Linked DNA regions of Homo sapiens: regions 2, 3 and 4 are each linked to region 1. The links are chromatin loops, found by intact Hi-C in ENCODE. Cell type or tissue: PC-9. All regions are shown on one strand.

Region 1 (8,000 bases):
GCCTCGTCAACATCTCATGAGTTTTAATGTGCTATCAAAAGACAGCAGATTTTTATGAATTTCACTTCAAAATCTTGTCTAATTTCCACTTTGATTTCTTCTTTGATCCATGGATTCTTTAGATGTATACTGCTTAATTTCCAAACATTTGGGGGAGTTTTTAGTTATCTTTGGTTATTGATTTGTCTTTAATCGCATGGTTCGCAGAGCCCAGGGGGGATTTGTAAAAAGTGGACAGAGATCGTTTTTCAGGTACTAAGAGCCATGGAGTGGGAGACCCCCAGCAACTCCCCTCTACTCCAAGAACTGCCTCGTCCTGTCCTCACTGACCTCTCCTTCTTGGGGTGGGGGTCTCGCTGGTTCTTCCATAGGGTCCTGACTTTGGATATGTTACCCGGGAGATCCCGCTCCCTGGTCCCTCCAGCCTTGACTCCTTCGGCAACCTGGACGTCAGCCCGCCCGTCACGGTGGGCGGCACGGAATACCCCCTGGGCCGGATCCTCATCGGGAGCAGCTTCCCCAAGTGAGGGGCTGGGGCGGGAGGTGGGGAGGCACAAGGGAATGACTGCAGCATCCACCCTCCCTGTGCCCCCATCACAAACACAATTCCCCAGTCTGAGAAGTGATCTTAACTTCCTGCGTGGAATCCTGGAATCAAAGACTCGGCAACCTAGGATCTCAGATTTAAAAGATCAGAGAATCTTAGGAGAAAAGTCACACGCTTGTGGCCTGCGATCTTTTGGCCTACCTCATTTTATGAGCTTAATGAGTCACCAACATAAACAGATATCGGGAGGGCCTCCCATAAAAAGGCAGGTTTCTGGCTTCTCATGAAAAATTGGAGAAGCTGGGGAGGTGAGATACAGTCTGGCACAGAGACAGAGGAATAGACTCATTGACTTCTCCCATTAGGAAGTCAGAATAGCTTCTGTCCTAACCATGGCTTAAAAGGGTCCTGAGGTCATGAAGTTCCCAGGGCAGGTGGCTGCAGGTAAGCAAGTGATTGGCCAGGATACCCTGATGACAGAGGTGAGTCAGTGGATCTCACCCTGGACAGATGTGATGGAGCAGGAAACAAGGTATTTAGGTTTTAACGCTCAAACAGGTGGCGATGTCTGTTAGGTCCTGCTGAGTGGGTGCACACCCTCCCTGCAGGTAACCAAAGAATGACGTGTGCAGTTCAGGGTCCTGGTGGGTCCCCCTGTTTCCTCCCTGGAGATGACACCCACTGTAAGCCCTGGAGATCACCTTCCTGTTTGTGGGGTTTTTGCATAGCAGGGGTGCCCCCACTTACCCCCCAAGCCCTGGCTGACCATCTGGTCTCCAGCCCAGAGGAGTCAGGCAGTGCTGAGAAGGTCACAGCCTCACCTGGTGAATCTGGCAGCCTCAGAGCTCTGGATCGGATGAGGCGAGGCTTCCTGGCACCTACCCAGGCACGTAACTGGGTGCCCAGACAGGATGCCTGGGGCTGAGACTGGCCAGGCGAGAGGCATGTGCTCACCCTGTTGGTGACTCATGCCCAGACACTACTGTGTGGGCTGTTCTACCCACACCCTTGGGGGCAGACGGTCCTTGAGGCCTCAGGACAGTCTTTCTCTAACTCAGGGAGGAACCCGTGAGGAAGGAGCACAGGCTTTGGAATCAGATGGACTTGGGTTTGAGTCCTGGCCCTGCCACTTGCCAGCTACATGATTTGGGATGAGTCCCCCAAACCAGTGTATACCACAGTGCCTGGCACACAATAGGTACTCAATTAATTCACTTAAAAATATTTATTGTATGCCAGGCACAGTTAAAGGTACTGGGGATACATCAGTGAACAAAACAGATGCATTTTAAATGAGCAAATTATTTTGTACTCCATGCCTCAGTTTCCTTATCTTTAAAACGGGCCTGATGAAAATCCCAGTCCTAGCTACAGAATCAGCATTACTGGGGATAAAGAATTCGTGTCAACCACCTCTTGAATGCTTAGGTATTTTTCATTTGGCCCCAGTAGTGGGGCTGCTTCAAAGCAGGTTGGAACTAACTGGAAAAATGTATTGACCAGCTACTACCTACTACATGTCACACCCATAGTGCTTTCCCCAGGCTACCTCATTTAATTTCTACAACAACCCTGTGAGACTGAGACCATCATTATCCCCACTTTACAGATAAGGAAGCTGAGGCTTGGAAAAGTTAAGTTACGTGCATTCTTTCATACATTCATTTACCAGTTCAGTAAATATTTATGGAGACTTCCTATAGGCCAAGCCCAAAGTCTAATGCTGGGGATACAGAAATGGCTGAGGAGCTTGCCCTTGAGATTTAGAGTCTAATGAGGGAGACAGGCAAGCAATGGATCAGAGAGGGGATCACATATCATCCCACGTGCGTTGTCCTAGAAGGCTTCCTAGGGGCAGCCAACGATATTGACGCTTCTTTGCGAGGCCAAGGTGGGTGGATCACCTGAGGCCAGGAGTTTGGGACCAGCCTGGCCAACATGGTGAAACCTCGTCTCTGCTAAAAATACTAAAATTAGCTGGGCCTGATGGTGCACGCCCATGGTCCCAGCTACTTGGGAGGCTGAGGTAGGAGAATTGCTTGAATCCAGGAGGCAGAGGTTGCGCTGAGCTAAGATCAAGCCACTGCACTCCAGCCTAGGTGACAGAGCAATACTCCGTCTAAACAAACAAATAAATGAAGGAAAGAAGGAAGGGAGGGAGGGAGGGAGGAAGGGAAGGAAGGAAGGAAGGAAAGAAGGAAGGAAGGGAGGGAGGGAGGAAGGGAAGGAAGGAAGGGAGGGAGGGAGGGAGAGTGGGAGGGAGGAAGGGAAGGAAGGAAGGAAGGAAGGAAGGAAGGAGGGAAGGAAGGAAGGAGGCAAAGTAGTGTGGAGTGGACCATGTTGCAGGCAGAGGGAAGCGCTCAGGCAGAAGCCTGGAAGCCAGAGAAGGTACAGCTCAAAGGAAAAGTCGAAAAAACTCGGTATGGGTGGCATGTAGATGGGCAGGGATGGACCGGTAGGACCTCAGGCAGGAGGGGGCTCTGCGGGTCCAGCTGGGGACAGAGTTCAGGGAGAAACCATTCTGTTCAGATGCCTCATGGGGCAGTTCTCTCCTCCAGGATCCTTGGGACCTGGGCTCAGGAGCAGAGAGCTCAGAGGATGCAGGCTCAGGGGCGGAGAGCCGGAGGATGTAGGCTCAGGGGCAGAGAGCTCGGAGGATGCAGGCTCAGGGGCAGAGAGCTCAGAGGATGCAGACTCAGGAAGGGGAGGGGCTCCTTGGTGTTCTCCAAGGACTTTGCTCCCTTCTCTGTCCCAGGCTCCTGCCCCAGTCTCTATATCACACTGCAACACATGGACATCCTTACCTGTCTGCTCCCACAAGCCTCACGAGCCAGTGAGCCAAGCCAGGAACCTTCTCTCAAGGGTGCAGGGGTCTGCTCTGGGAACTCCCAGGCACAGAGCAAGGACCCCACATGGGAAAGTGAGGGGTCTCCTGTGTGGACGTGTCCCCATTCCATTGGCTGTTGGACTGAAAACCAGGAATGAGGCCTTTGGTGGATAGATAGGACCTGAGGTTTGAAAAGGGTTGGCTACGTATTAGGACCACATAGCAAGTTAGCAGTACGGTCAGAACCCAGGTCTCCTTCTACCTGGGCTCCAAACTCAAATTTAGCACCTCAGGCTGCTGTCCAGTGACCCTGCCTTGGTTTCTGACCTTAGCAATGGACAAACCAGACAACCAAACATTCCAGCAGAGAGAAACAGACAATAAGTGAACAAAACAAATAAGTACCTCCAATCATATGTATGAATATAGTATGAATGCATGAACAAATGCATATAACTTTAATTTTCTGGGACTCAACTCCCTCACCTGTAAAATGGGGACAGTAATAGTCCCAACCCCACAGGGCTGTCATAAGGATTAAATGAGGTAGCCTGGGTAAAGCATGTGTGTGGCACATGTCAATAAATGTTTGTCTCAGCTTTGCTGAGAGTCTGCTGTTTAAACAAAGCCTTGAAGGAAAAGAGGCAGTTAGGCCAAGCACAGTGGCCCTCACTTGTAGTCCCAGTGCTGTGGGAGGCCGAGGTGGGGGGGTCGCTTGAATCCAGGAGTTTAAGACTAGCCTGGGTGGCATGGCGAAACCCACCTCTACAAAAATTACAAAAATTAGCCGTGCGTGGTGGCACATACCTGTTGTCCAAGCTACTCAGGAGGCTGAGGTGGGAGGATCACTTGAGCACGGGAGGTTGAGGCTGCAGTGAGCCATGCACTCCAGCCTCTAGGCTGGGCAACAGAGTGAGTGAGACCTTGTCTCAAAAAAAAATTAAAAAAGAGAGAGAGAAAGAAAGAAAAAAAGAAAGGAAGGAAGGAAGAGGAAGAAAGAGAAAAGAAGGAAAGAAAGAAGAGGCAGTTAAAGATGTGGCTACTTAGGAGAATATTCCAGGGTGTAGAAACAGCTGTGCAAAGGCCCTGAGGCAAGAGCAGGCTGGAGACAGCAGATCAGCAGGGAGGCTGGTGGGCCTGGAGCCAAGTGAGCAAGGAGGGGCGCAGTGGGGAGTGAGGCCAGAGAGCTTGGCCGAGCACGCTTCAGATGTAACTTGGAGCTGGTATTTCTATGTATATCATAGGGTCATCAGGAGGCTTAAACAAGACACTTACTGCGAGGACCCTAAGGACAGCACACAGTAGGTGCTCAAATGCACACACAAATGCACAGTCCATTCTCTGCTGTCTTGGCTTCTCCACGCTCTACGCCCCACGTTTAAAGCGTTCTTTGAGCAATTCCGCCCCCTGGTGGCAGATCTGATGATGACTCAGGCAAGGCCTGATGCCTCTCAGGCACAAGGTGACTGCCCGCCCTCTCCCTCCTGGCCAGGTCCGGTGGGCGGCAGATGGCCAGGGCAGTGCGGAACTTCCTGAAGGCACAGCAGGTGCAGGCACCCGTGGAGCTCTACTCGGACTGGCTCTCTGTGGGCCATGTGGACGAGTTTCTGACCTTTGTGCCTACCTCTGACCAAAAGGTGCGTCCCCTCCTTCCCTGCCTGAGCCACCTCTGCCCTTGTCTGACCTGATGGGATGAGTCAGGGCAAAGCCATCTGGAACCAGCTCAACCCTGTGCCCCGAGTAAGCTCTGGATTGGGACATTTTCTGGGTCAGGGCACCCTGACACGCTCATCCTCACACTTCCAGGGTATTTGTGCTTGGACCCAAATCCCTTATCCAATAGTCAGGAATGATATTGATAATAATTGGTAATATTTATTGAGCACCTACTATGTGCCAGATACTCACATGTTTTAATTCATTTAATCCTCCAACAAGCCCGTCAAGTGGGTGCAATTATTATTGTCCCATTTTACAAGCGAGGAAATTGAGGCTCAGAAGGGCAATTAACCCATCCAAGCTCACCCAGCCTGCAGGTGTCAGGATAGGATTCAAATCCGGGTTCTGGGCCTCTACAGTAAGCCTTGCAGAGGTGGCTTGGGAAGGCATGGCCAGGGAGCCAGCAGCCTGGGAGAGGAGGCTTCCCAGTGACCAGTGGTTACAGCTCTGCTAGGGACAGCTCTGACAGTGAAGGAGGAGACATCTGAATTGGGTATTTTGTTTGTTTTTTGTTTGTTTGTTTTTCGAGACAGAATCTTGCTCTGTTGCCCAGGCTGGAGTGCAATAGCGCGATCTTGGCTCACTACAACCTTCACCTGCTGGGTTCAAGCGATTCTCCTGCCTCAGCCTCCCAAGTAGCTGGGATTACACCACCATGCCCAGCTAATTTTTTGTATTTTAAGTAGAGACAGGGTTTCACCATGTTGGCCAGGCTGGTCTCAAACTCCTGACTGCAGGTGATCTGCCCACCTTGGCCTCCCAAAGTGCTGGGATTACAGGCGTGAGCCACGACACCCAGCCCTGAATTGGGCCTTGAAGGAAGAAATCAGAATGCCCTGGTGGGCAAAATGCGAAGGGCGTCCAGGGAGGGAGAACAGCACAGACAAAGTTCTGGAGGTGGGAACCTGCTTGGAGGACTGGGAGAGTTGCAGACAGTGCTTTGTGGCTGGGGTGTAGACCGAGTGGGAGAGGGGAGTCCCAAGAACTGTCAGGCCCCTCCTGAGTCCTGAGTCTGGGGTCTCCTGTGTCTAAGGGGACCCTGTCCACTGAGCCATTCTCCCTCCCTCCGTGCCAGGGCTTCCGGCTGCTCCTGGCTAGCCCCAGCGCTTGCCTCAAACTCTTCCAAGAGAAGAAAGAAGAGGGTTATGGGGAGGCAGCCCAGTTTGATGGTGAGTGCCAATGACCCGGTCACCCCTGGGGGACCCTGCCCTTTCATCACCATCCTTGGGTACAGCCCCTGCACCTGCAGATCTCTCAGCTGGACTCAGAACCCAACACCCACTCTCTGTTTCTTGGGTCCCCAGGTCCTCTGATGGGTGGGGGAGTTCCTGGGCCACACCCCAGGAGAGGAAAGGCACAGGAAGTCATGAGTGCCCCAGGTGCCGGTCAATGCCAGGCATGTTCTTGTTCTCACTCCCCTTTGATCTCTCTCCCCTCTTCCTTATCCCTGTTCACAGAAGTGGAAACTGAGGCTCAGAAAGGTGAATTGGCTTGGACAGGGCTATGCAGCCAGGGAGCAGCAGGGCTGGGGCCTTGAGAGAGGAAGGAGGAGAAGCCAGGCTTGGTCAGGGCCCCTCTGCAGAGCTTCCTGCAGGAGCTAACAGACCCTCCAAGGGCTTGGTTGGCCCATCTCCCCTCCTTATCACAGCCTCAGTGTTCTCATCTGGGGAATACCTGGGGAATAGAGCATTGGAATGGATGTGGTGCAGACATCCACAAGGATAGCCCTGAGTTCAAATCCTGATCTTGGCATTTGCTGGCTGTGGTATCAAGGGTGTGTTCTGAACCTCTCAGTGCCTCAGTTTCCTCTTCTCTGAGTTGTAGATGATAATTAATCCCTCCTATAGTTGCTTTAAATATTAATAATACATTAAGTAGGATGCCCAGAGCATGGCAGACATTCAATAATGGTAGCTGTGCCATAATTATTAGGCTCCAAGTCCAGAGTCACTTCCTGAGGGGTTCCTTATCCATCACCAGGTTTTCCTTGCAGCCATGGCTTGGTCCCTTCAGGGGTTCTCAGTCTCTGGCTTTCTCTGTCCTGGCTTCTGACCCTGGCACTGAGGTAGGAGGGAAATCCTGGCCTGGATTATGTAGCCCCAGGCTGAAGACGGCCTCCAGGCAGTGCTCCCTGAGCTATGTACTGTCTTTCTCTTCTTGCAGGGTTAAAACACCAGGCAAAAAGAAGCATTAATGAGATGCTGGCAGACAGACACCTCCAGAGAGACAATCTTCATGCACAGGTGAGAGGCAGGACCACCAGCTGCTCTAAGGGGTCCTTTCCCTTCCAGGGAGAAGAAGCCCCAGGAACTGGGTTGGGTCAGAGATTCAGCGCTGGAGCTCTCATGGTCCTGGGGGCTGCTGGGGCCTGCAGGTGGGATAGAGCCTCTGCCTTCAGGAACCCACAGTCTGATGGAAGAGACAGAGCCATGCCCTCAGAGAGCTCCCAGCCTAATGAGGGAGACCCGGCCCCACGCTGGGGCAATGACCTATTTTCACAGAAGCAAATCTGAGCCTCTCATCTGAGAAGTCTGGTGAAATGCGAGAGACACGGTGGGGAAATAGGACCTTGAGGGGCCCAGAGGTGGGGTGGGTAAGATTCAGGGGGATCCTGTGGGAACAGGTGAAGCAAGGTGTCAGGAAGGGGCAGGGCTCACCCCAAGGATAAAAAATGCCTGCCCCATGCAAGGCGAAGGGGCTAGCACAGAGTCGGTGCTCAGTTAATGGCAGGAGGGCCCTTACCCCTTCCCGGTAGTGCCCAGCGCTTTCTCCTAAGCTGCTGAGAAGGGACAGGAGCATCAGCCATGCTGTGGCTGGGGCTGGGACAGTGTGTTGTGCTGACAAGAACATTTGCATCCAGAAACTGCCTGGGTTCGAACCCCAGCTTTGGCACATCCTAGCCTTGTG
Region 2 (8,000 bases), 170 kb after region 1:
GCACCTGGAGAAGCACCCCCCCAGCCCTGGCTGTTAGCAGACACCTGCAGCAGAGAGCTGGGTGTACTTGGCTTGCACAGTGTTATAAACGTCTCTAAGTTAGGCACTGACAATTTACTCAAAGTCTGGATTTCCAGCTCCTGCTGCCAAGTCTTTAGACCTGACCACACTGGGCCCGAGGCTGAAGACTCACTGGCCACACCCTCTAGACAAAGATGTGCTCCAACAGGCCCCAGTCCCCATCCCTCCCCACTGTGTTCCCCTGCAAAGGTCAGTGGTCATTTGGCGCCATGCTTGCACTACTGCTGTAGGGAAGGAGAGGAAATGCTCCCTGTACTGGCCAAAGGCAAGAAAACAAGGTAAGTGGGCTCTGTGCCTCAGTTTCCTCACCAGCGCAAGTGGGTAAGAGTTGTGCCTGTCTCGAGGTTGTTCTGAGGACTGGAGTTATTTACATAAAGCCCTAGAAAGACACGTGGCACCTCTCATTCCTGAAGGCTGGGAGACCACATCTCTGTAGAAGTAAACAAAACCCTCCATTGCCTGCATAGCAGACACGGGGCCAGGCGCAGTGGCTCATGCCTGCAATCCCAGCACTTTGGGAGGCTGAGGCAGGTGGATCATTTGAGGCCAGGGCTTCAAGGCCAGCCAGGCCAACATGGGGAAACCCCGTCTCTACTAAAAATGCAAAAATTAGTCGGGGCATTGTGGCATGCACCTGTAATCCCAGCTACTTGGGAGGCTGAGTGGCTGAGTTGAGAGAATCACTTGAACCCAGGAGGCAGAGGCTCCAAGATCATGCCACCGCACTCCAGCCTGGGCAACAGAGTGAGACTTCGTCTCAAAAAAAAAAAGAACAAAAATCACAGGAAATGCTGGCGGGGTGGGGGGTGGGTGGGAGAGTGCTGGGGACCCAGTGTGGGGGCAGCTGAGGGTTTTGGAGATTCCAGCCCTCCCATGTGCCTCCCAACCTGCAACAGGCCATCTTTTAGTTCTCTAGAGGCACCGAGTCCTCTCCCCTCCAGGCTGCTTCAGTGCCCAGAATGCTTTTAGCAGGGGGCGACCCCCATTTCCCTTCCAAAGCCTTGAAGGGGCTGTTCCTGTCTCCCCTTCCCTCCTCCCTGCATCCCTGCCTACTGAGTCCTCCCAGTCTGGAGAGTGGGCTCCATTGCTATTGTCTGGTGTGAACACCAGCTAAGCTGGATCCTGAGACCCTCCAGCTTGACCATCCCGCGTGGCGCTTCCGCAGGTCCCCGCCCTTCAATGTGGGGCTGGGGCAGGTGTTCGGGGCAAAGCAGGGCTGGGTAGGAACCGGCAAGTCCCCTTCCCCATTCGCCATCCTTCCAGCCCTTTTCACTCTTCCCTGGGAGCTTAAGGAGCCGCTTAGTGTGGAGGACATTGGCCAGAAAGGCTGCTGGCTTGACGGGGCAGGACAATAGCAGGAGGCAGCAGCTTTGCAGGTGAGAAAACCCCAGAGCCAAAGGCCGGGCACGGTGGCTCATGCCTGTAATCCTAGCACTTCGGGAGGCTGAGGTAGTGGGAGGAATCACCTGAGTTCAAGAGTTCAAGACCAGTCTGGTCAACATGGTGAAACCTCATCTCTACTAAAAATACAAAGAAATTAGCCGGGTGTGGTGGCCTGTGCCTGTAATCTTAGCTATTCAGGAGGCTGAGGCAGGAGAATTACTTGAACCTGGGAGGAGGAGGTTGCGGGGAGCCAAGATTGTGACACTGCACTCCAGCCTGGGGGACATTAAAAAAAAAAAACCTCCAGAGCCGCCCGTGGGGAGCCTGCCTTCTCTGCCCCCCCGACTTCAGGAGGCTTCTCCCATCCCCCAGCCACAGGCCTGGCAGGCCCCGGCTGCTCTGTATTGGCCACCTACACTGCCCCTGGAAGGGCAGGTGAAGGTCTCCTGGATGTTCTCGAAGCTCTCAAGACAGCCCCTCCAGGGTGGCCACAGGTCACATGGGCTCCCTGTCCTCAGCCAGGGGCAGGCTGGGGGAGCAGGGGAGGCCATCTTTGTTACTAGGATCTTTGTGGTTCCAGGCACAGGTCTTCCTACCCGCCCCACTGTGTCCCTCAGCCAAAGCCATTTTCTCTCTGCACCCCACTTCCCTCTATAACACAGGAATAAAAAACAAACAGCCTTCCCTTCAAGACTGCCTGTGTGGCCGGGCGTGGTGGCTCACGCCTGTAATCCTAGCACTTTGGGAGGCTGAAGCGGGCAGATCACTTGAGGTCAGTTTGAGACCAGCCTGGCCAACATGGTGAAACCCCGTCTCTACTAAAAATACAAAAATTAGCAGGGCGTGGTGGCACTTGCCTGTAATCCCAGCTACTCAGGAGGCCGAGGCAGAATTGCTTGAACCCAGGAGGCAGAGGTTGCAGTAAGCAGAGATCACACCACTGCACTCCAGCCTGGGCGACAGAGCAAAGCTCCATCTCAAAAATACAAGACCGAGCGCGGTGGCTCATGCCTGTAATCCCAGCACTTTGGGAGGCGGCCAAGGTGGGAGGATCACGAGGTCAGGAGTTCGGGACCAGCCTGGACAACATGGTGAAACCCCATCTCTACTAAAAATACAAAAATTAGCCAGGCATGTGGTGGACACCTGTAATCCCAGCTACTCAGGAGGCTGAGGCAGGAGAATCGCTTGAACCCAGGAGGCAGAGGTTGCAGTGAGCTGCGATTATGCCACTGCACTCCAGCCTGGGTGAAAGAAACTCAGTCTCCAAAAAGACTGTCGGAGTGGACTGCAGGAGTCAGGGGCGAGACACACGACACTCAATTTGCAGCATGTGCCCAATACACAACAGCCAGTGTGTCAGCAGGGACGCTGCCCCCAGCAGTGGCTTCCCTGCCCACGGGGGCTCTTCCAGGGCAGGAGCATCTGATGGGAAGCTCCAAGCTGCCAAGGGGGGAGATGGGGAAACACCGTGTTTTACATTTGGACTGTCCTGCAACAGTGCACATGCTCCTTCTGCAGCTAACAGGCCATGGGAGACCGTTTCCTCCTCTCCCAAACTGGGCCAATGCCTGCCAGGAGGGGCTGGTCTGGACACTATTCAGCCAGTCAACACAAGGTGGCCTGCACTCGAGGTTCCAGGGATCCCAGGCATCTTTGCGGCTGCAGGGAGCCGGTGTCCTGTGCAAGGGTCTGGTCTAGGACTCTGCCCGGTATAGACTCAGCAGCAGCCTAGAAGGGAGAGTGTCCGTGATCTCTGAACCTACGACCAGCCTCCTGGTGCCCTCTGGTGGGCAGTTGGCCACAATGCCTGCACAGAGCAGCACTGGCCTGAAGCCACAGCCGGGGCCTGACCAGAGCCCCCTGCTGAAGTCTGGGGAGTGGGTGCACATGCAGTCACCGCGCTGGATGCCTCCCATGACTTATTTTTTTCCTCTCAAAGCCCCAGTGAAAATGCAAAGAACTCCACTTCTGAATTGGACAACTGAGGTACTGACTCTGTCCCACTCCCCTAGCATTTCATGGGGCAGAGTTGGGGGATCCACTCACTTCAACCAGTGCAGTTTAAACCTGGAAGCTCCCCTGGGGCCACATGTCTCCTGGCACCACCTTCTGTGGGTGCCAGGGCTTAGGAGGTACACATATAAGGAGTTAAGAAAAACAGAGCTCCGTTCCAACCGAAAAAGAAATGCAAAATCCAAGACAGTAGACAATGTTGTTGTTTATTTAAAATGTTTACTCCAAGAAATATATATATAAAAAAAATAATAAGACAATTACAGCACTAAACCAGGCACCTTCGACCAAATCACAACCTCCTCTTTGATTCCCCTTCACGCTAAGCCTCTTTCAAATTCTTTTTCCTGAGCTGGAAGACCAGTCAGATGCCCGCAGGGTCAGCGCCAAGCACATTCCCAACCGGGCAACTGTGTACCTTTCTCTAGGAGTGCACGACACCCTTCCCCCACAACTCCTTGTTTTAAAGGATTTAACCCATTAGGAAGCCCATTTTTCAATCTAAGCCAGAAGGAGCTGCGGGACAAGGCAGTCTTCACTTTGAAGGTCCCTTTCCTGCTCCAGTCCCTGGGCTAGGGTTCTAGAAGAGGCTGGCTGCCACGTTTACATGAGGCCACCGAAGATCTAAGTCCAGCTAAGCCCAGGGAGGCTCCTGCAAAGGCTGGGACCTCGGGTGCTGCGTCCTCAACCCTCTCGGTGACCACGGCTCAAAGGAGAGACCTCAAGGGTGCCAGGAGCACAGGTGCCTGGGCTGCATTCCAGGAAAGAGACCTGTCCAGGGAAACGGATCAGGCTGTCGCATGGAAGCTTACGTCAGAGATGGTGGTTTTGGGGTGATTTGGACAAATTAGGTTAGTTTAGCAAAGCTCTGAAGTAGCAGAAGCTTCTCCCCTGGACTACTGATTGAACACAGAACAAGAGATGCGCGTGGCGTCAGACTAAGTCTTAGAGAGATGCAGGCCAGTCTCCTCCCACAGGGCCTTGGGACTGGCAGGACAGACACTGCTACATGCCCTCCAAGGGCAGGAGTCACGGTAAGGAGCGACTGGGGTGGAAAATAGGGAAAAAAGCAACAACAACTACATCATTTTTGGCATTTTAACATGGAGACAGTGACAAGTGGTAACAAAGCAAAAGAAAAAAAAAACTTGAAGAGACCAATATTTAACTTTCCCATCCACCCAAGTCTCACACTTAAGTTCTAGTCCCATCTCCCCCATAAGCACCACTGAACTAAATATCTATTTTAAAGCACCCAAACCAGTCCAGACCCTCTGGAAACCAAGAGCCCCAGCCACAGCTGTCGCCTCTCTTGGGTCCAGGCGAGAGGAGGGTTCCGGGAAAGGCACCTCATAACTCACTCAGCGCAGCACACACGGCGGCGAGCTCGGGCACTTGACGAGGACGCAGGTGGCAGTCACAGCATCCGTGCTGACACGCAAGGAAGGGGACTCTTCGGTAATCCCAACTATTTGGTACCAGAGCCAAGCAAACGTGACTAAAGGGAGCTGGGTCAGCAGAACGGTACCCCGAGTCTCAGCAACAGGACGGCCCGCGCGAGGCAGGATCCAGGCGGGGGGGAGAAAAAGAGACCAAAGCACAAGGCGATCGAGGCTGGCACAGAAAGGGCTGATCCTTCTTGCAAGGACTGGAGAATGCACTTGACTGCTGGCTGGTCCATCTCTTAATTGGCGAGTGCGCGTGACAAGGCTCAGCCCTGGCTCCACAGGGAGCCACCAAGCTGACTCAACTGATACAAATGTTCCCACCTCTGCCCCACCCCCAAGTCCCCATGGTTCCACAATCACCTGATTTTCATTTGGACCTCTTTAACAGCTAAAGTAGATATAAATGGCTAAACACAGATCCCCAATCCCCCACCAGGGGGGACACGGCCGATTCTATAATGTCGCAGCCAGAAGGCTGTGGGCGTACAGGCAGCCAAGGGGAGAAACAGAACCGACACCGGCCTAGGCCCATCTGCAAGAAAAAGCGGAGAAGGAGTGACCCGGATGCTTCCGAAGCACGCGAGCGTGATTTTGGATGGAGGCGGGCCGGTGACTGCCTAGCTGCTGCCGGTTCCTGTAAGGGACATTTTTTCTGAGTAAATGGCGATTCCTCTTCCATGTGGCATCTGCTTGGATCACGATGCTAATTGTAACTGGAAAGGGGTGTTTTGGGGAGTGTATTCAGGAGAGGAAGAAAGAAAAAACTTAAAAAAAAAAAAAACCTAGATTGCTCAAAGTTTCTGCCTCTTTTGTAGGAATGGTAAATCAACTATGAGCAAGTATTTTAATTCAACATTAAGGGAAAAAAAAGGACTTTGGAAAGCATACAGAAAAAAAGGTAGTTAACGTTGGATCATGTGTAAAACGGAACCTCAGGGAGTCTAAACAAAAATGCACCTTCGGTCAACTTTTGCTTTTTTAAATTCCTCGTTTGACTTCCCGTCCCAGTGCACATGGAAATGACAGCTGCCGCGAGAGGTGTGGAGTCGGAGGAGTCTCCGGGAGCATCAGAGGGTTCGGGGGTTGTATTCTGGCAGTTTCTTGATCTTCTCTTTCTCAGTCTCACTTTCATCTCTTGCTATCACCAAGGAGTGTGAGTAGCCCATGGCGACCTGGGGGGACAAATCAGCGTTGGGTGTGCCTGAGGCGCCTGGACTAATCAATGCGTTGAAGAGACTCTGGAAACTGGGCTGCTAAAGCGGGTCAGCATGGAGAAAAACAGAGTGCCCTTGAAAACTGCAAAAAGCCCCTCTGCCCAAGACAGCTAGTTTCCATGTGACTGCCACCAACGCTCTGCCAATCAGAGCCTTCCAGGCTGCCCTGGGAGACCCAGCTGGAAGGAAGCCCACTGGGCCACCTCTTATCAGCAGGGACAGGTGGGGACATGGCTCCAGCTCCACTTCCATCCCCCCCCTCTCTGGCTCACAATCCTGCCTGGGTGAGGTGCACCACCCCTCTCTGTGTCTTGGCAGACAGGGCCAGCAGGCTGGCTGACTGAGCCGCAGGGGCCTCACCCCGCCATCTGACTCCTGCAGCCACGCAGCCTCTACTCTGTGGACCTGCGGACCTGCCTCCAGCCCAGTGGATCTGAGTCCTGGGTGTGATGGAGACGCGAGCGATGTGCTCGCCCGAGAGTGGATCTGCTGCGGCCAGTTGGTGCCATCTGTCATCAAGGGTGAGGACAGCCACCCAGCCTGGCCAGCAACCCTGTGCACTCTCTCCTGCAGAATGATTGTTACCTCTCAAACAAATCTTAGCGTGAGACACCAGGAAAGCCAGCTGAGATGGTAAACAAGACAACCCAAACAGACTGCGATGATCAAAATCATGAGGAGTGACATACCACTGGGTACGGACACGTCCCCGAGCTGGCACAGCTGCCCCCACTCACCTGCTCTGAGAAAATGCCATCCAGAGTCTTTACCTCCTGGGCTGCAGTGGAAGACTTGGGCTTGTGGTCCCCGTAGCCCTGGCGAAGCAAACAAGATGTTCGCAATCGAGGATCCATGTGGCTCAGTCCACAAGTGGGGAATCACGGCAACATTTCCTGGCCCCCACTAACCAGAAGCCAGTGATGATGCCCTCTGGCCCATGACAAGCCCGGCCACCCTTGCACACAAGGGCCAGGTGGAATCATCCAAGTTTATCCACAAAAGGTGCCACCAGCAGGCGACTAGCGCTTAACCTAAGGAAGACCAAGGTGCCCAACTCTAGCCTGCAGGACTTCTGTGTGCACAAGTCCCTTCTGGGGAGTATGGCACTGGTGACAAGAGATGACACCACGAGTGCAGGAAGAATGGCAACTGCGGCCCTTCAGGACCAAAGCGACCAAGAACACGGGCTGACCAAATGCCCTTGATGCCTCCACCATCCAGAGTGGAATAATCACCATCCAAAACAAAACAAAATAAAAGGGCTTAAGCGTGACAGGGAGACTATTAGCAATGGCACCAGAGAACCAGTTTCCCTCCCAGAGGTAGAAGGAACTGGATGAATTGGCGCAGCTAAGGGGGAGTCTTGTGCAAAGGTGTGGAGCTGGGCAATTGAAAGACTGAAGGCCCTGGCTCAGGTGAAACAGAGGGTCCCACAGGGCGGGAGAGGAGGACCCTCCCTCCCCAGCCCAGGCCTGCCCACATGTCCCTGGTTTCATCTCCTGCCAGGCCCCACCTCGGGCCTTCCCACACAGTAGATGTTCCCTCCAAGGTGCCAGGCCAACTTCTCACCCTTGAGAAGCTCCCCAAAAAGTCTCCCTTGCTCCCCTCTAGTTTCAAAATTTATATTTAGAAGGTCAAAGTCTATTTCTGATAGGCCCCAGAAAACATCCTTCCTCCTCTAAGAACTATCTGTAGAAACTGGGCCAGGCTCTGTCTCTTTCCTGTCAATGTTTCAAATCGGGCCACCAGAGCATCTGAGCCAGACTCCAAGGGTGTGCAGAGCCCCGAGAAAAAGGTGCATTCACCATCCATCCCAGCCACAGCTCAAGGGACCAAGGAACGCCCTTCCTTCCCCTCC
Region 3 (8,000 bases), 280 kb before region 1:
ACCTCCGCCTCCAGGGTTTAAGCTGTTCGCCTGCCTCAGCGTCCCAAGTAGCAGGGACTACAGGCGTGCACCACCACGCCCGGCTAATTTTTGTATTTTTAGTAGAGACAGGGTTTCACCCCGTTGGCCAGGCTGGTCTTGAACTCCTGACCTCAAGTGATCCACCTGCCAAAGTGCTGGGATTATAGGCACGCACCACCGTACCTGGCTGGGCCCTGGTTTTTGTACACACGTGCATTGCAGATCTAGAGAAGGTCATGACTTGCCCAAGTACATGTAGCACATCAGGGCAGACCCTGGGCTCAAACCCAGGCCTTCTGCCAGGACTGGGTTAGGCCCAGAGTTGGGGTGCTGCACGATGAACAAGCTGGGGGACGCTGGGAGTGCTACTCAGTCTCTGGGTGGGGGCCAGCTCTCCCGGCAGCTGAGCGGGCGGGAGCAGGAGCTGGAGCAGGCCCGGCGGGAGGCCCAGCGGCAAGTGGAGGCGCTGGAGCGAGCGGCCCGTGAGAAGGAGGCGCTAGCCAAGGAGCACGCTGGCCTGGCTGTGCAGCTGGTGGCTGCGGAGCGTGAAGGCAGGACCCTGTCAGAGGAGGCCACACGCCTGCGGTAAGGCCTTGGGCTCTGCCCAACCCGCCCTGGGGGGTCCTCCTGGGGCCACACCATGACCAGCCACACGCAGGCACGGGCCCCCAGGGGCAGTTACTAAGGAGTCTGGCTTGCCGACTCGTCCTAGCTGTGGCTCAGGCTTCCCCAGGGAGTGTGGGCCTGGCCAGGCAGGTAGATTGGCACTTGGCCCATGCCTGGCCACTCCCTGAGATCCACAGTTTCCTGGGGCCAGGGAGGCTGAGTCCCAGGGCCTCAGGGACTGTATGTGCTGCAGCTTGGAGAAGGAAGCCCTGGAGGGCAGCCTGTTTGAGGTGCAACGGCAGCTGGCCCAGCTTGAGGCCCGCCGGGAGCAGCTGGAAGCCGAGGGGCAGGCCCTGCTGCTGGCCAAGGAGACCCTGACTGGTACGAGGGGCTGGGGACTTGGGGGGAACACCAGGTTCCAGCCCAGACTGCAGCCTCCCAAGGTCTGGGGTCTCACAGAAGTTGGGAGCACTGGAGTAGGAGTCTGGCTGGCCTGGGTTCCAGTCCTGTGCCACCACTTAGATCTCACCTTCCCTTGAGCAAGCCCCTTTCCTCTCTGGGCTGCAGATTCCTCAGCTGATGATTGGAGGTGGCAATGCCCACCTTCTAAGCCTGTTGCCAGGATGACGTGGGAAAAGCGTGTAAGGCCGTGGCACGGTGCCTGGCTGAGTCAACAGTAACTGCCGTTCATCGGTCATCAGGCCTGTTAGTCTGAGTTCTCTGTGCTTTTCAGATGACTCTCTTGGCCCCAGAATCCCAGCCCCACTTCCCTGCACCGTTCCCATCCAGTCTCTGAACTCAGGGCTTCTTTCTGCTCACCTAACATTAACTAAGCACCTACTTGGGTCATGGAAATTAATTTTCCTGTCCATGTACACCTGAGCCAGACAGAACCAGGAAGGGAAATGCTGGTGGGTTTCCAACCCGGGAGATGGTTTTTAGATGGTAGCTATACCATTTCCATTCCCTGTAGTCATTTCCATTAATATAAATAGTTAACGTTTGACGGGTATGTTCATGTCAGTCATTAAAGGAGATGCTTTATGTGTAGCTGTGCAGCTGTGGGAAGTTGCTGCTGATCTCTGAGCCTCCATTTCATCATCTGTTAAATGGGGATGAGGATAAACTACATAGGCATGTTATGAAGACAAAATGAGGTTATGTCTAAAATACTTAGCTGGGCGCTTGACCCATAGTAAGTGCTCAGTCAGGAATAGGGTTGTTTTTTGTTTGTTTGTTTTGAGACAGAGTTTCACTCTTGTTGCCCAGGCGGGAGTGCAATGGCACTATCTCGGCTCACCTCAACCTCTGCCTTCTGGGTTCAAGCGATTCTCCTGCCTCAGCCTCCCAAGTAGCTGGGATTACAGGCATGCATCACCATGCCTGGCTAATTTTATATTTTTAGTAGAGACGGGGTTTCGCCATGTTGGTCAAGCTGGTCTCGAACTCTTGACCTCAGGTGATCCACCCGCTTTGGCCTCCCAAACTGCTGGGATTACAGGCATGAGCCATCACGCCCAGCCTGTTTGTTTTTTGAGACAGAGTCTCACTCTTGTTGCCCAGGCTGGAGTGCAATGGTGCGATCTCGGCTCACTGCAACTTCTGCCTCCTGCATTCAAGCGATTCTCCTGCCTCAGCCTCCCAAGTAGCTGGGACTACATATGCCCGCCACCATGCCTGGCTAATTTTTGTATTTTTGGTATAGACAGGGTTTCGCTGTGTTGGCCAGGCTGGTCTCAAACTCCTGACCTAAGGTGACCTACCTGACCCAGCCTCCCAGAGTGCTGGATTACAGGCATGAGCCACTGCGCCCGGCCTATTTGTTTTTTTGAGGCAGAGTCTCACTCTTGTTGCCCAGGCTGGAGTGCAGTGGTGCAATCTCAGCTCACTGCAACTTCTGCCTCTTGGGTTCAAGCGATTCTCCTGCCTCAGCCTCCCTGAGGCTGGGACTACATACGCCTGCCACCACGCCTGGCTAATTGTTGTATTTTTAGTAGAGACAGGGTTTCACCATGTTGGCCAGGTTGGTCTTGAACTCCTGACCTAAGGTGATCCACCTGCCCCAGCTTCCCAAAGTGCTGGGATTACAGGCGTGAGCCAAGGCACCTGACCTAGGGTTGTTATATGTTTGACATCCGTCCCATTTGGGAGGCCTTCTCATCAGTCATTTTATGCCTTTAATGCCATTCTAGGTAGGCAGGAAAGGGGTCAGGGCCAGTGGGCCCATGTAGCATATAGGGAAACTGAGGCCCAGAGAGGGCAAGCCACTTCAAGAGGACCCAAACTAGATGCCAGGCAGGCCCTCTGCCTCTGGGATTTTGCCCATGTGGCTCACCTGGCCTAAGTCTGCTGGCCCAAGGAAAAGTTTCAACCCAACCCTGCCCTTTCCCCCATTCCTCTCGTGCAGGGGAGTTGGCGGGCCTGCGGCAGCAAATAATAGCTACACAGGAGAAAGCCAGTCTAGACAAGGAGCTGATGGCCCAGAAGCTGGTGCAGGCTGAGCGGGAGGCCCAGGCCTCTCTGCGGGAGCAGCGGGCAGCTCACGAGGAGGACTTACAGCGACTCCAGCGTGAAAAGGTTCAGGCAGCTGGGGAGGGGTGGGCAGGACTCTGAGCCAGTGTTTCATCATCGTTCTTGCTCTGCCTCGGTCTCTACATCTGTGAAATGGGACTTCCTCTCTGTTGTGGAGGTCCTGGGGACAGCTAGGAGGACTGGGGGGATGGGGAGGTTGTGGTTCTTATTAGACATGCAGATTCCCAGGTCCCAAATCTGGTCCAGCCCTGGTAATCCTGATGCAGAGGGTCCACAACCACATTTGGGAAATACTGACCTAATGTACAGCAGGAAAGCACTTTCATTTGCTAAGAAGTACTGTTTGCATATGAAGAGCCACTCAGACCTCAGCATATAGAAAGGCAAGGGGCCAGGGAAGTTACTAGAACACTGACTCTGGGTTTGAATTGCCTGGGTTTGAATCGAATCTTGGTCGCTTACTGGTGATGCTACCCAAGGTGTCCGTGCCTTCATTTCCCCACCTGTAGAAATAGGGATAGGATAGTGAAAGGTATTGAAGATGAGCTGAGACCATCTGCATAGAGGGCTTAGCATAGTGACTGGTACTTAGCAAATGCTCCATAAGTTATGATTGCTGGCACTGACATGCTCTCCAGAGTGGCCCTCGGGACAGGGGCCCTCAGCCACCAAATCCTAGACAGGGCTGCCTCTGACAGAGGTGCAGGCTATGACTGCATGGCTCCAGGGCATGCCACTCACCCTGCAGTACCCCTGGCCTTGGGTGGTTGTTACCACGCTTCTCCAGGAGGTGGCGGTAAAGCTCTTTTTTTTTTTTCTTTTTTCTTTTTTTGAGACGGAGTCTTGCTCTGTTGCTTAGGCTGGATTGCAGTGGCGCAATCTCGGCTCACTGCAACCTCCACTTTCTGGGTTCAAGCGATTCTCCTGCCTCTGCTTCCTGAGTAGCTGGGATTATAGGCGCGCCACCACGCCTGGCTAATTTTTGCATTTTTAGTAGAGACGGGATTTCACCATATTGGTCAGGGTGTCTCGAACTTTTGACCTCGTAATCTGCCCACCTCGGCCTCCCAAAGTGCTGGGATTACAGGCATGAGCTACGGTGAAGATCTTAAAGAAGGGGCGGTTTGGCCGGTCGTGCTGACTCATGCCTGTAATCCAGCACTTTGGGAGGCCGAGGTGGGCAGATCACCAGGTCGGAAGATCGAGACCATCCTGGCTAACACAGTGAAACCCCATCTCTACTAAAAATCACAAAAAATTAGCTGGGCGTGGTGGCACGCGCCTGTAGTCCCAGATACTTGGGAGGGTAAGGCAGAAGAATCGCTTCAACCTGGGAGGCAGAGGTTGCAGTGAGCCAAAATCTCGCCACTGCACTCCAGCCTGGGTGACAGAGCAAGACTCCGTCTAAAAAAAAAAAAAAAGAAGTGGCAGCTCTGTCTGCTTCTCACAGAGTTGCTAGGGGCAAGTGCTGAGGCAGGCACCTGCCCTCAGGCTCCCCAGGTGGGCTGCTATTTGCCTGTGGGCTCTGCCTGCCCGCCTGTCCAGTCCCCAGGGATCTGAACTCCTGTGACCTCCCCCTTGCTCTTCTTGCCCTTTGCATTGCCTGGCTTGGCCTCATTAATGTCCCCAAATCTGTGTTCTCTCCAGCTCCTCTGGCAACCCCTGACCCCCTTCATTCCTCACAGCCAGTCCTAACTCCCCTCCATCCCAACCCCAATCCCTCTTCCACAGCTGTCGGAACATCCCCTAAGCTAAAAATCAGATTGCTCCTTGTCACCTTGGCTCGAGTCCTCTCTCCCACTCCCCTCACTGTCCTTAGAATCCCCATGGCCCACACGGCCTGTCCTGGCCCCACCCCTGCCTGGGGCTCTGGCCCTGTGACTCACCATGTCCCGTTCCCCTCTGCACCCTGCATCCTCTAGGCCTTTCCAGGGGCTGTGTTCTTGGCCTGGGGTGGTCTTTTCTCTCCTTACCTGGCTGACAGTTACTTGTCCCTCCGCAGGGGACCATGTTCGGACCCCCAGGCCAGCCCACTGCTGCTCCTTGGCACTTTCACGGCCCTGGCGTGTCCCCGTCATAGCCCTTATCACTCCCTTGTATTTACCTGGTCACCCTCCATCTCTGAGGGTATGGGGGCCAGATGGCTCTTGCTGCCCTGATGTTTTGGGGGGTCTGCCTGGGCCCCCTCCTGGTGTGTCACAGGCATCCGGTCCTGGCCCCCTAGGAGGCAGCATGGCGGGAGCTGGAGGCCGAGCGGGCCCAGCTGCAGAGTCAGCTGCAGCGTGAGCAGGAGGAGCTGCTGGCCCGGCTGGAGGCTGAGAAGGAAGAGCTGAGTGAGGAGATTGCTGCCCTGCAGCAGGAGCGCGACGAGGGCCTCCTCCTAGCAGAGAGTGAGAAGCAGCAGGTTCGTGAGCCCTGGCATGGCCTCTGCTGCTCTCTGAGCTGCTCCAGTTCTGGGGCCGGGCCCTGCTCTGCCACTTGGCAGCTAGGAGCCCTGGGGCAGGCCACTGCCCTCTTGGGGGCCTCAGTTTCCTTACCTGCAGGAGGGGAGGATTAGAAGGGGGTTCGTGAGGCTTTGCTGTGCTCCATGCCTGGCACACAGTGAGCACTTACTGAGTGACAGTGACAGTCGTGACACCAGGAAAGCTGTTCCATATTCTCCCATGCCTCGTCCCACCCCACGCTGGGCATGGATCCTCATGGCTGCCTTCTGAGCAGTCCCCACGATGCCCACAGGCATCAGCTGACGTGTCCCCCCAAATAACAAATCCCTAACTTTCCTATAATGTAACGGAGACAGGGCAGACTGTGCCCATCTCCTCTCCTCACCAGCTGTGTACCTGGGCGAGTCACTTTACCTCCTTGAGCCTCAGTTTCCTCATCTGTAAGATGGGTAGAAAGAAAGACTCTGCAGTCAGGGTGCTGTGGCGGGTTAGTGAGCTCTATGAGTGGTATCCACGTCCGGGATTCTTGTGACTGCCGTTGTGCCCTTTTCCAGGGCTGCATGTCTGCCCTGGGTCCACCTGCAGTGGCACACTCAGGCCTCTAAGCCCCCAGTGGGCACATTTCCTAGGCAGCAAGAAGCCTGAGCATGCCCCCAGGACCAGCCCATCCCCCAAGCCCTTTGTCCCCTGCCTCTGCCCAGGCCTTGTCTCTGAAGGAGTCTGAGAAGACGGCGCTGTCAGAGAAGTTGATGGGTACACGGCACAGCCTGGCCACCATCTCCCTGGAGATGGAGCGGCAGAAACGAGATGCCCAGAGCCGGCAGGAGCAGGACCGGGTAGGGCAGGCTGGGCAGCTGGGCCTCTGTCTCATAGAGAGGCACATCCCTGGCTGAGGAGCCCCCACCACGGGGCGGCATGGCCCTGTCCTGGAGAAGCTTCCAGGCTGTGGGAAAGGAGGTTTAGCCCTTCTTTTGGGAGCCCCCATCTGAGGGAGGTGGCTCAGCCCTGCCCTGATGAATCCTTTTGGCGTGAGGGAGAGGCTGGCTACACGGGCAGCACTCACTATGCATCCAGGGGTTGGCAGAGGGTCCGGCAGGCCAGCGGGAGGGGCCGTGTTTAGAGCTAAAAGTGGACAGTGCACTGAGCGGGTTGGGAGCAGCCCGGGGCTGGGGGACACAGCAGGACCAAGTCTGAGGAGCCCCTCTGTCCCAGAGCACCGTGAACGCTCTGACGTCTGAGCTGCGGGACCTACGGGCCCAGCGGGAGGAGGCTGCTGCGGCCCACGCCCAGGAGGTGAGGAGGCTGCAAGAGCAGGCCCGAGACCTGGGCAAGCAGCGGGACTCCTGTCTTCGCGAGGTGAGCAGCCGCCCCCCTCTTCCAAGCAGCATACCCTAAATGGCACTGTGTGCCTGGGGGCCTAGTTCCCCAGGGCCCCAGAAGAGTGTAAGATTCCTCCCTGCATTTGAGGACCAATGAATAGCAACTTAGAAAGGAGGCAGCAAGCACTACGAAGCACCTGTTGTGTACAGGTGGGATTTGGCCTCAAGGAGGGGTGAGTGGGGTCTCTGCCCTCTTGGTGTTGTGCTCAGGACAGTCCTGATTGATGGTGACTTCAGGTCAAAACATTACTGATTACAGCACGCCTTGCTCAAATGATAACTCACAGCCTGCGGTCTGAGCACTGCAGAGGGATGGGGCAGGCTCCCTGGGTCCAGGGATCTGGGGTACAAGACCCAGCTTGACGGGGGGGTCCCTGACCGCTGCCCTGGGGACACCTGCTGTGCTCACAGGCAGAAGAGCTTCGGACCCAGCTGCGTCTGCTGGAGGATGCCCGTGACGGGCTGCGGCGGGAGCTGCTGGAGGCCCAGCGCAAGCTGCGTGAGAGCCAGGAGGGCCGGGAGGTGCAGCGCCAGGAGGCAGGCGAGCTGCGACGCAGCCTGGGCGAGGGTGCCAAGGAGCGCGAGGCCCTGCGGCGTTCCAATGAGGAGCTTCGGTCTGCTGTGAAGAAGGCAGAGAGCGAGCGCATCAGGTGGGGTGTCGCAGGAGGACCAGTCCTGAGTCCTCATGGGATCCCATCCCTGAAACCTAACTTCACCCCCAACGTTCTGGGGAAATTGCCCAGATACGGATCCTCTGTCTCCTAAGCAGAGCCTGGCACCTGGGTGATTTTAGGAAGGTTTCCTCCCTGTTGATTGGGGAAAGGGGCAGAGGGGCAGTGGGCAGCTTTGGGTCCAGACTCAGACCCACCCACCGTCATCACCCTGGAAACCAGGTCCCCTCCTGGAGTCACTGGTCTACCCCTCCCAGCCGAGGGCCTGGGCCCCAGCCCTGCAGGGCTCAGGGCTTAGCTCTTCAGAGAGGCCACATGGGCAGGCAGTGCCTGATCCACTCCAGAAA
Region 4 (8,000 bases), 99 kb after region 1:
TTACAACCTATGAATGGTAGCATCAGAGAATCTACTGGTAAACAAACAATTGCAAATGATACTGAGTTCTATGGAGGCCACAAACTGGTAGCCCCAAGGGATGCTGGTCCATGCTCCTGGATCGGTTTCCTGTGTCTGGTATAGAAAATCACCATGGTGGCCTGGCCGGGCACAGTGGCTCACACCTGTAATCCCAGCACTTTGGGAGGCCGAGGCGGGTGGATCACCTGAGGTCAGGAGTTTGAGACCAGCCTGGCCAACACGGTGAAACCCCATCTCTATTAAAAATACAAAAATTAGCTGGGCGTAGTGGCGAGCGCCTGTAATCCCAGCTACTCAGGAGGCTGAGGCAGGAGAATCTCTTGAACCCGGGAGGGGGAGGTTTCAGTGAGCCAAGATTGCGCCACTTCACTCCAGCCTGGGTGAAAGAGCAAAACTCCGTCTCAAAAAAACAAAAGAAAGAAAATCTCCATGGTTTGCTTAAAACAACAGAAGTGTATCCTCTCACTGTTCTGGGGTTCAGAAGTCTGAGGTCAAGGTGCCAGCAGGGCCAGATTTTTCTGGAGGCTCCAGGGGAGAATAATTATTTGCCTCCTCCAGCTTCTGGGGGCTGTCAGCAGTCTGATCTGTGGCTGTCTCACTCCAGTCTGCTTCCATGGTCGCACTGCCTCTGCCCCTTCTCTGTGGAATCCCCCTCTGCCTCTCTCATAAGGGTACTTGCCATGGGATGTGGGGCCCAGCTGGATGGTCCAGGGTGATCTCCTCATCTCAAGATCCTTTTTTATTTTTTTGAGACAAGAGTCTCGCTCTGTCGCCCAGGCTGGACTGCAGTGGTGCAATCTCGGCTCACTGCAACCTCCGCCTCCTGGGTTCAAACGATTCTCCTACCTCAGCCTCCCAAGTAGCTGGGAGTACAGGCACTCGCCACCATGCCCAGCTAATTTTTGTATTTTTTTTAGTAGAGATGGGATTTCACCATGTTGGTCAGGCTGGTCTCAAACTCCTGACCTCAAGTGATCCACTCACCTCGGCCTCCCAAAGTGCTGGGATTACAGGCATGAGCCACCGCATCTGGTCTCAAGATCCTCAACTTAGATCTGCAAAGACTTTTTTTCCAAATGAAATCACATCGACAAGTTCCAGGGATTAGGATATGGATGTATCTTTTTGGGGACCACCATTCCACCTACTACACCCCCTTTGCCTGTAGATGGGCTCAACAGGACCCTCTGGGGTTCCCACAGATCTCTGGGCCAACAGCCACTTATTCCCAGCAGAACCAGCCAAGCAGGCTTCTCCCTGGGGGAACACAGAGCTTGACTATCCAGGCAGGCTGGGGAGGGGGTGGTCGGGGAAGGCTTCCTGAAAGAAGTAGCAAGCTGAAGGGTGACACGAACTACCCACCTAAGAGCAGGAGAGAGGAGAGAGTTTGACACAGAGGGGCAGGCTGTGTGCACTCTCTGGATGAGAAAAGGGTGAGACACGTGTTGGGGAAACTGAGGAAGTTCTGTATGGCAAGAAAGGTAGATGGAACAGGAGGTGAAGGAGTCAGTTTGAAGAGTTTGGTATCAGGGACCTCATTTTCTGCAAACAACAGGAAGCCAACAAAAAGTTTTCAGCCAGCGAATAACAAGACAGCATTTGTACTTTAGAAGGATCCCAATGGCTGTGGCCTAGCAAGTAGATAGGATCTAGGGAGTGGGTGGGAGGCAGGGAGACCAGACAGAAGGCTGACACCATGGTCCAGGCAGAGGCAGTGATGGCCGTGGCGTTTTCCTGGATTTCCACTGTCTACAGGGCAGGTCCGAGCACCTCCGCGTGGCCCCTCAGGAGCTCCTCTTCCTCTGGTGGCAGCTCTTTGGCTCTGCTTTGGAAACTCCCCACCGCCATTTTGCTTGGATGTGTCAACCCAGATGCTCCACCCTCCTCTGGCCAATCCGAGGTGTTCTCCTAGGATTTCTGAACCTTGGGCACAGTGGATTGGTGTTTTCTCATCTCTTCCTGAAGAAACCTCCATCCACTCAAAGCTCCTGCTCCCCAGATCCCCCAGGACCCGGCCTTTCCAGGGTCTGGTTCTTCAGGTCTTTCCTTGATCCCTTCTGCTTGCCAGAGTCAGTTCTGTGGCTTATGATCAGCTCTCTCTAGCGCCTCTTCTGCCCCATCTCCAGCTGCTGGGCCCCTACTCCCTTTCCCAGATCTACCTCAAAGCACACTCCTTCACAAACGACCCTGCCAGGCAGAGTGTCTCCATTGCTGGGCCCCCATAGGATGCTCTTCTGTAGCACCAGTCATTCAAGCTTTTTGCTTTCCCTCCATTCCCATCGGATGGGGCCACTCCTTACAGGCTAGGACCAGTTCTTGCCCAACTTTGTCTCCCCAGTGCCCTACCCTGAGCCGGCACATAGGAGGGGGTCCAGTGGGTGTTTGTTGAATGACTAAGAGAAGTCATTAGTGATCTGCTCTCCCATAGGTTCAGATTTCATACTACGGACCCAAGACTCCACCAGTCAAAGCTCTACTCTACCTCACCGGGGTGGGTAAGTGACAACCAGGATCCTAGAGTGCCGTCTCATCCCCTGCCCACCTCCTAATCCCTGCAGGATGTCTCTGTAGGAGAAACTACACCTGGAGCTTACTTTAGACTGAGTAGAGAAAAAGCATGGTTTCTAGCCAGTCAGACATCTGGGAGTTCGAAATATTCCATCCTTAGTCAGTGAACCACAAAGAAATACAATGTGGCAGTGGTGGTGCGGGGAATTTTAATTATATCTTAACATTTTGCTTCTCAAGTTAGGAAGTAGGAACTTGGATTTTCAATATATGCATCTCCATTAATTTTTTTTTTTTTGAGATGGAGTCTCACCCTGTCACCCAGGCTGGAGTGCAATGGCATGATCTCGGCTCACTGCAACCTGCGTCTCCCAGGTTCAAGCGATCCTCCTGCTTCAGCGTCCCTAGTAGCTGGGACTACAGGCGCTTGCCACCACGCCTGGCTAATTTTTGTATTTTTAGTAGAGATGGAGTTTCACCATGTTGGCCAGGCTGGTCTCGAACTTCTGACCTCAGGTGATCTGCCTGCCTCAGGCTCCCAAAGTGCTCGGATTACTGGCATGAACCACTGCGCCAGGCCCTCTATTCCTTTTTGATACCTCAAATATCTATAACAAAAAGTAGATAATGACACTGTCTTATACAAGAATATAGATAGTGTTCCTCAAATTCCATTATTTATATCTCATCTTCACCATTTCTGCCATATCAATGATCCACCTATACTCATATTTATGTAATGTTCTTCTTTAAATAAAATCCATTCTTAAACTTGACCTCATTTTGAACAATAATATCATGATTAGTATCATTATGTGTATTAAACATATAAGTAGCAGCCAGACATGGTGGCTCACACCTGCAATCCCAGCGCTTTGGAAGGCGGAGGCAGGAGGATCGCTTGAGCCCAGGAGTTTGAGACCAGCCTGGGCAACATAGTGAGATCCTGTCTCTACAAAAAATAAAAAAAAACAGCTGAGCATGGTGGCATGTGCCTGTAGTCCCAGCTACTCAAGAGGCTGATGTGGGAGGATTGCTCGAGCCCAGAAGGTCAAGACTACATGATTGTGCCACTGCACTCCAGCCTGGGTGACAGAGTGAGACCCAGTCTCAAAAACTAAAAAATATATATATACACACACATATATATATAATATGTAGCATATAGAATCTTCAGGTTTCATTTCATTAATGCATTTCATTCATTAATGCATATTTAAGTAATAATACTACAGCACTTACTCAATTGCCAGGCACTGTGCTAAGACTTTACATTTAATCCTTACAACAATCCAGTGAAATTGGTATTATTATTATCATCCCATTTTACAGGTGAGGAAACTGAGGCACAAGAGCTAAACAGACTTGTCCAAGGTCATGCAATTGGTTAGTGAAGGAGTCAGGAAGTCCAGGCCACGAAAGGACAATGCTTCCCCGGCCCTAACTAAGACGTGGCTATGAATATGTTTAGAAGGTCATCTGGGTCAGTCTCATGTGGGACAAGGGTCACCATATCATGCTGTGGGGCACACGGATCTATTTTATTGGAATGACCTTGCAGTCATATATTCGGATGAGGGAGGAAGGATTTACAAACAAATGTTTGCTTTCTCAGCCAAGCCATTTGGACAGAGTGGGGGCATGTTCAGGGTTGCAATTTGTCCCCAGATACAGTCACAACACATGTCATGAAGAGCCCGTGGGGCTGGTGTCACCGCTGGGTCCCCCACCCCAAGGTCACTGAGGGCTGGGGCCAGAGTCTTTCGAGAGGCTGGCAGGGTGTGCCTGCAGAGGCTTCACATCGAACCTCTCATTGTGGTGGTTGGGAATTCCTTCCAAAATCCCTGGGGGTGGCCAGACGTGCAGGGTCTGGTGGACATCACAGTTGTGGCCCCGCTGAAGGGGAACAGGTGTGGTCAGAGGCCCCAGCTCTGCTGTCCGAACTGTAGCCAGACTTCCTGGGGGCCGTGGAGGAGGGATGTCTTGAACCTGTGTCTCCTCTGAAGGACGGGAAGAGGGGCTCACACTATGGGTGCACACAGTCCCCTGGGGAAACGACCTGCCCATTCAGGGCCAGGCTGGGTGCCCCAACCCCGGACCCTCACCAACCTCTCCTCTTACTTGATGGGATTTCAGAAATCTCCTTGTGCGCAGACATCACCCGCACCGGCAAAGTGAAGCCAACCAGAGCTGTGAAAGATCAGGTACCACTCACCCAAACGCTCCTTTCCTACTTCTACTGGATTCTCCCCGGGCGCCCCCTTGTGGTGATGGGGCAAATGCTGGCCTGTCCCACGTATTCCGTGTTAACTGTTAAAAAAAGAAAGAAAATTAGCATCACCATTAATATTTTGGCTTATGTATTTCCCATCTATTTTACAAAATCAGAATTTCACCAATTGTGGGTTCAGATGTGTTATCCTACAAACTGGAAACCCTACTGAGTCACCCAGTTAATACACAGCAGAGAGGAAATTCGTGGGCAGGTCTCGACTCTGGCTCAAAAACTCCCTACTCCATGCTCTACAGCTGATATGGGAGAGATTTCTGCAGAGCTGTCTACATGGGGGAATAACAGAGAAAGGAAGAAATGGCAGGGGGAGAGGCGGGAAGGAGCCAGGTGGGGAGAGGGAGGGTGTGTTGTGGAAAGACAGGATGATGGGATGTGCAGAAAGGGCAGGTGAACGCTGTCTTAAACCAGAGTCTGCAGGTAAACCTGAAACCCCAGAGCTGCCTGCACCATTTTATGCTGGTGTGCACTGGGGGCTGTGCCCTGTAAAAAGATGAAGATCCTTTGTGGGGTCAGCAAAAGTGGGAAGACAAATTACAACTCTAGGAGTAGAATCTGTCCCTGTATCCCTCCCGAAATGCAGTCATTTCCCAGGGGCAAACGCTCTCCCGCGAAGGGAGGCGCCATCACTATTAGATCCCTACAGGGTGGGGCTGCTTAATGTGCTTTAATCTCTAGGCAGATATTAACTGGCTGCTAAGAATAGTACCACACTTTGCTGAATGAGTAATTAAGAGTTCACATAATAGTAACTATTTAGATTAGAATATTGACATACATATTTAGCTGCATTTGGTTTGTCAAGCTCAACATTTTATTTATTTATTTATGTATTTATGTATTTATTTATTTATTTATTGAGATGGAGTCATGCTCTGTCTCCCAGGCTGGAGTGCAGGGGCGGTTCACCGCAACCTCCGCCTCCCAGGTTCAAGTGATTCTCCTACCTCAGCCTCCTGAGTAGCTGCAATTACAGGTGCATGCCTCCACGCCCAGCTAATTTTTGTATTTTTAGTAGAGACAGCGTTTCGCCATGTTGGCCAGGCTGGTCTTGAACTCCTGACCTCAGGTGATCTGCCTGCCTCAGCCTCCCAAAGTGCTGGGATTACAGGTGTGAGCCACTGCGCCCAGCCAACATTTCTTAAAAGCTGTTAAAATCCATGTGACTGTCTTGGGCTCCTTTTTTTAAATGGATGAATTGTGTTTTGGGTGAATTTGGTTGTGACTTTTGGAGTAAAAGGCAAAAATCCACTCCTGAGATCAAATAATTAATTGATGTGGAAGCAAGATGTGTAAACTGCACTGGGTTAAAGAAGTGATGGGGGCCGGGCGTGGTGGCTCATGCCTGTAATCCCAGCACTTTGGGAGGCCGAGGAGGATGGATCATGAGGTCAAGAGATTGAGCCATCCTGGCCAACATGGTGAAATCCCATCTCTACTAAAAATACAAAAATTAGCCAGGTGTGGTGGCATGCGCCTATAGTACCAGCTACTCAGGAGGCTGAGGCAGGAGAATCACTTCAACCTGGGGGGTGGAGGTTGCAGTGAGCCAAGATCACGCCACTGCACTCCAGCCTGGCAGCAGAGGGAGACTCCGTCTCAAAAAAATAATAAATAAATAAATAAATTTTAAAAAAGAGGTGATGGGGAGTTGCTATGCCTCTTGCAAGAGTTGGAGGGCTCTATGCTAGTTTCTGAGCATGACTCTTCCCTGCTGGTGTCCAGAGGACCTGGACCTGGGGCCCTTGTGGACAGGGTGCCATCCTGCTGGTGAACTGTGACAGAGACAATCTCGAATCTTCTGCCATGGACTGCGAGGATGATGAAGTGCTTGACAGCGAAGGTAAAGAGCATTTGCTAGCTAACGGGAAGGGCTTTTTATAAAGCCCTTTTGCCCACATAGCCTGAACCTGGTGACGGCCCTCTGAAATAAGGGTTATTGAAAGCATCTTCTTGTTGGCAAATCTGTTTTATAGGTGAAGCAATGGGCAAAGGCCCTCGGGGGTCAAGTGACCTCCCCAAGCTCACGCAGCGGTCAGGGAAGAGCTGAGGCCAGTGCTGTCTCCTGATGCCTCCTACAGGCCCTGGTTTCCATGCCTCACCCTGCTGCCCAACCTAAACGCTCTTAGGTCAAACCTGGAGCCTGAAATCCTTCGAAATGAAAGCTTTTCATTCCCAAACTCATATCAGAGCAGGCCCTGAGACCTCTGCCATAGGCCGGGCACGACTCTGACCACTTTGGAATGATTAACTCATCTGATCTTCCAACACAAACCTTTATAGGTAGGAAAACCAAGGCACGGGGAACTTAAGCAATTTGCCCAAGGTCACAGCACTGACACGTAGCAGACTCGGGGTTTGAACCCCGGACGTCCCAACACCGGAGCAGGTTTAGAGGCATGAGGATGGTGGGGAATGCAGGATCTCTGCAGGCAAACCTCTGGGCTGCTAAGGGGGTGGCTCCGGGGTTGAAGTGAGGAAACATTATCCACCTGCGCTGGAGGAAGGTGCTAAGGGGCTCTGGCTGGCAGGCCTTCCTGGGGAGCTCTTAGAATAACATAGAAATGGATGTATTTTCAAGTTGCATGTAGTTGGCCTGGCCCGATGCCAGGGGACAGCCTCTGTACAGTGCCTGACATGCGGTAATAATCACAACAGCTGTCCTTTGTGGGCACTCCCGGGGTGCCAAGAGCTGGTATAAGCACTGTGTATCACCTGACTTTATCTTCACAACCATTCTACGGTGGGTACAACTCTTGCCCCTGTCTTAGTGATGAGGAAACAGAGGCAGAGAAAGCTGAAATCCGTTTCCTAAGCCCACCCAGATCCCAGATTCAAACCAAATTGACCGCAAAGCCTTTAAGCCCTTGGCTATCAGTCAGTCCCTTGGGAACCATCTCTTCACTCTCCCCACCCTCTACCCCTTCTTGGCTATTGTTCAAGTTGGTTCACAAACCCCACTTCTTGCTCAGGACCAGCACAGAAACCTTTCACTCGTTCATTGCACAAATCTCAGCCGAGCGCCTGCCGCCTGCTGGTCATTGTTCTAGGGAGTTCTCGGCTTTCTAGGTTCAAGATTCAGGGAACGTTGCAAGGAGCAAAATATTAATAAATGTGGTCCCCGCTTTGCTGAGGTTACATCCCCAGCTCATCCTAGTGG

The links. A loop is a pair of places that touch in the nucleus more often than their neighbours do. Peaks named below come from ENCODE experiments on the same cell type or tissue, not always from the same donor. Only the 100,000 strongest peaks of a DNase experiment are listed, where the experiment ranks them.
Region 2: it touches region 1 in a loop (14-fold over the local background); 8 of 110 quality-filtered maps call a loop at or near these places.
Region 3: a loop joins it to region 1, with 4 times the contacts of the local background. A loop is called at or near these places in 33 of 110 quality-filtered maps.
Region 4: a loop joins it to region 1, with 10 times the contacts of the local background. A loop is called at or near these places in 11 of 110 quality-filtered maps.

Annotation. Positions count from the first base shown.
Region 1 is chr1:17,232,448-17,240,447 of GRCh38, forward strand. PADI1 (peptidyl arginine deiminase 1) reads left to right here. Exons shown (of 16, transcript NM_013358.3): 11 at 372-523; 12 at 4,867-5,011; 13 at 6,169-6,262; 14 at 7,257-7,336. Among named protein-coding and RNA genes, the nearest start is that of PADI3, 13 kb to the right of the region's middle. In PC-9, CTCF peaks have their summits at 4,770 (motif pointing left) and 4,979; DNase peaks (open chromatin) are centred at 914, 1,454 and 4,954; H3K4me3 peaks cover 949 bases; H3K27ac peaks cover 5,176 bases.
Region 2 is chr1:17,403,095-17,411,094 of GRCh38, forward strand. It overlaps RCC2 (regulator of chromosome condensation 2), which reads right to left. Exons shown (of 13, transcript NM_018715.4): 12 at 6,880-6,957; 13 at 3,666-6,100. The coding sequence ends at 5,996. It also overlaps RCC2-AS1. Among named protein-coding and RNA genes, the nearest start is that of RCC2, 33 kb to the right of the region's middle. In PC-9, CTCF peaks have their summits at 3,264 (motif pointing left) and 3,467; a DNase peak (open chromatin) is centred at 177.
Region 3 is chr1:16,947,919-16,955,918 of GRCh38, forward strand. It overlaps CROCC (ciliary rootlet coiled-coil, rootletin), which reads left to right. Exons shown (of 37, transcript NM_014675.5): 18 at 413-606; 19 at 881-1,008; 20 at 3,035-3,204; 21 at 5,384-5,563; 22 at 6,305-6,439; 23 at 6,816-6,959; 24 at 7,394-7,632. Among named protein-coding and RNA genes, the nearest start is that of MFAP2, 29 kb to the right of the region's middle. In PC-9, CTCF peaks have their summits at 3,919 (motif pointing right) and 4,136; a DNase peak (open chromatin) is centred at 3,913.
Region 4 is chr1:17,331,473-17,339,472 of GRCh38, forward strand. It overlaps PADI4 (peptidyl arginine deiminase 4), which reads left to right. Exons shown (of 16, transcript NM_012387.3): 3 at 2,471-2,537; 4 at 4,687-4,754; 5 at 6,566-6,683. Among named protein-coding and RNA genes, the nearest start is that of PADI4, 27 kb to the left of the region's middle. In PC-9, CTCF peaks have their summits at 4,821 (motif pointing left) and 5,047; a DNase peak (open chromatin) is centred at 4,789.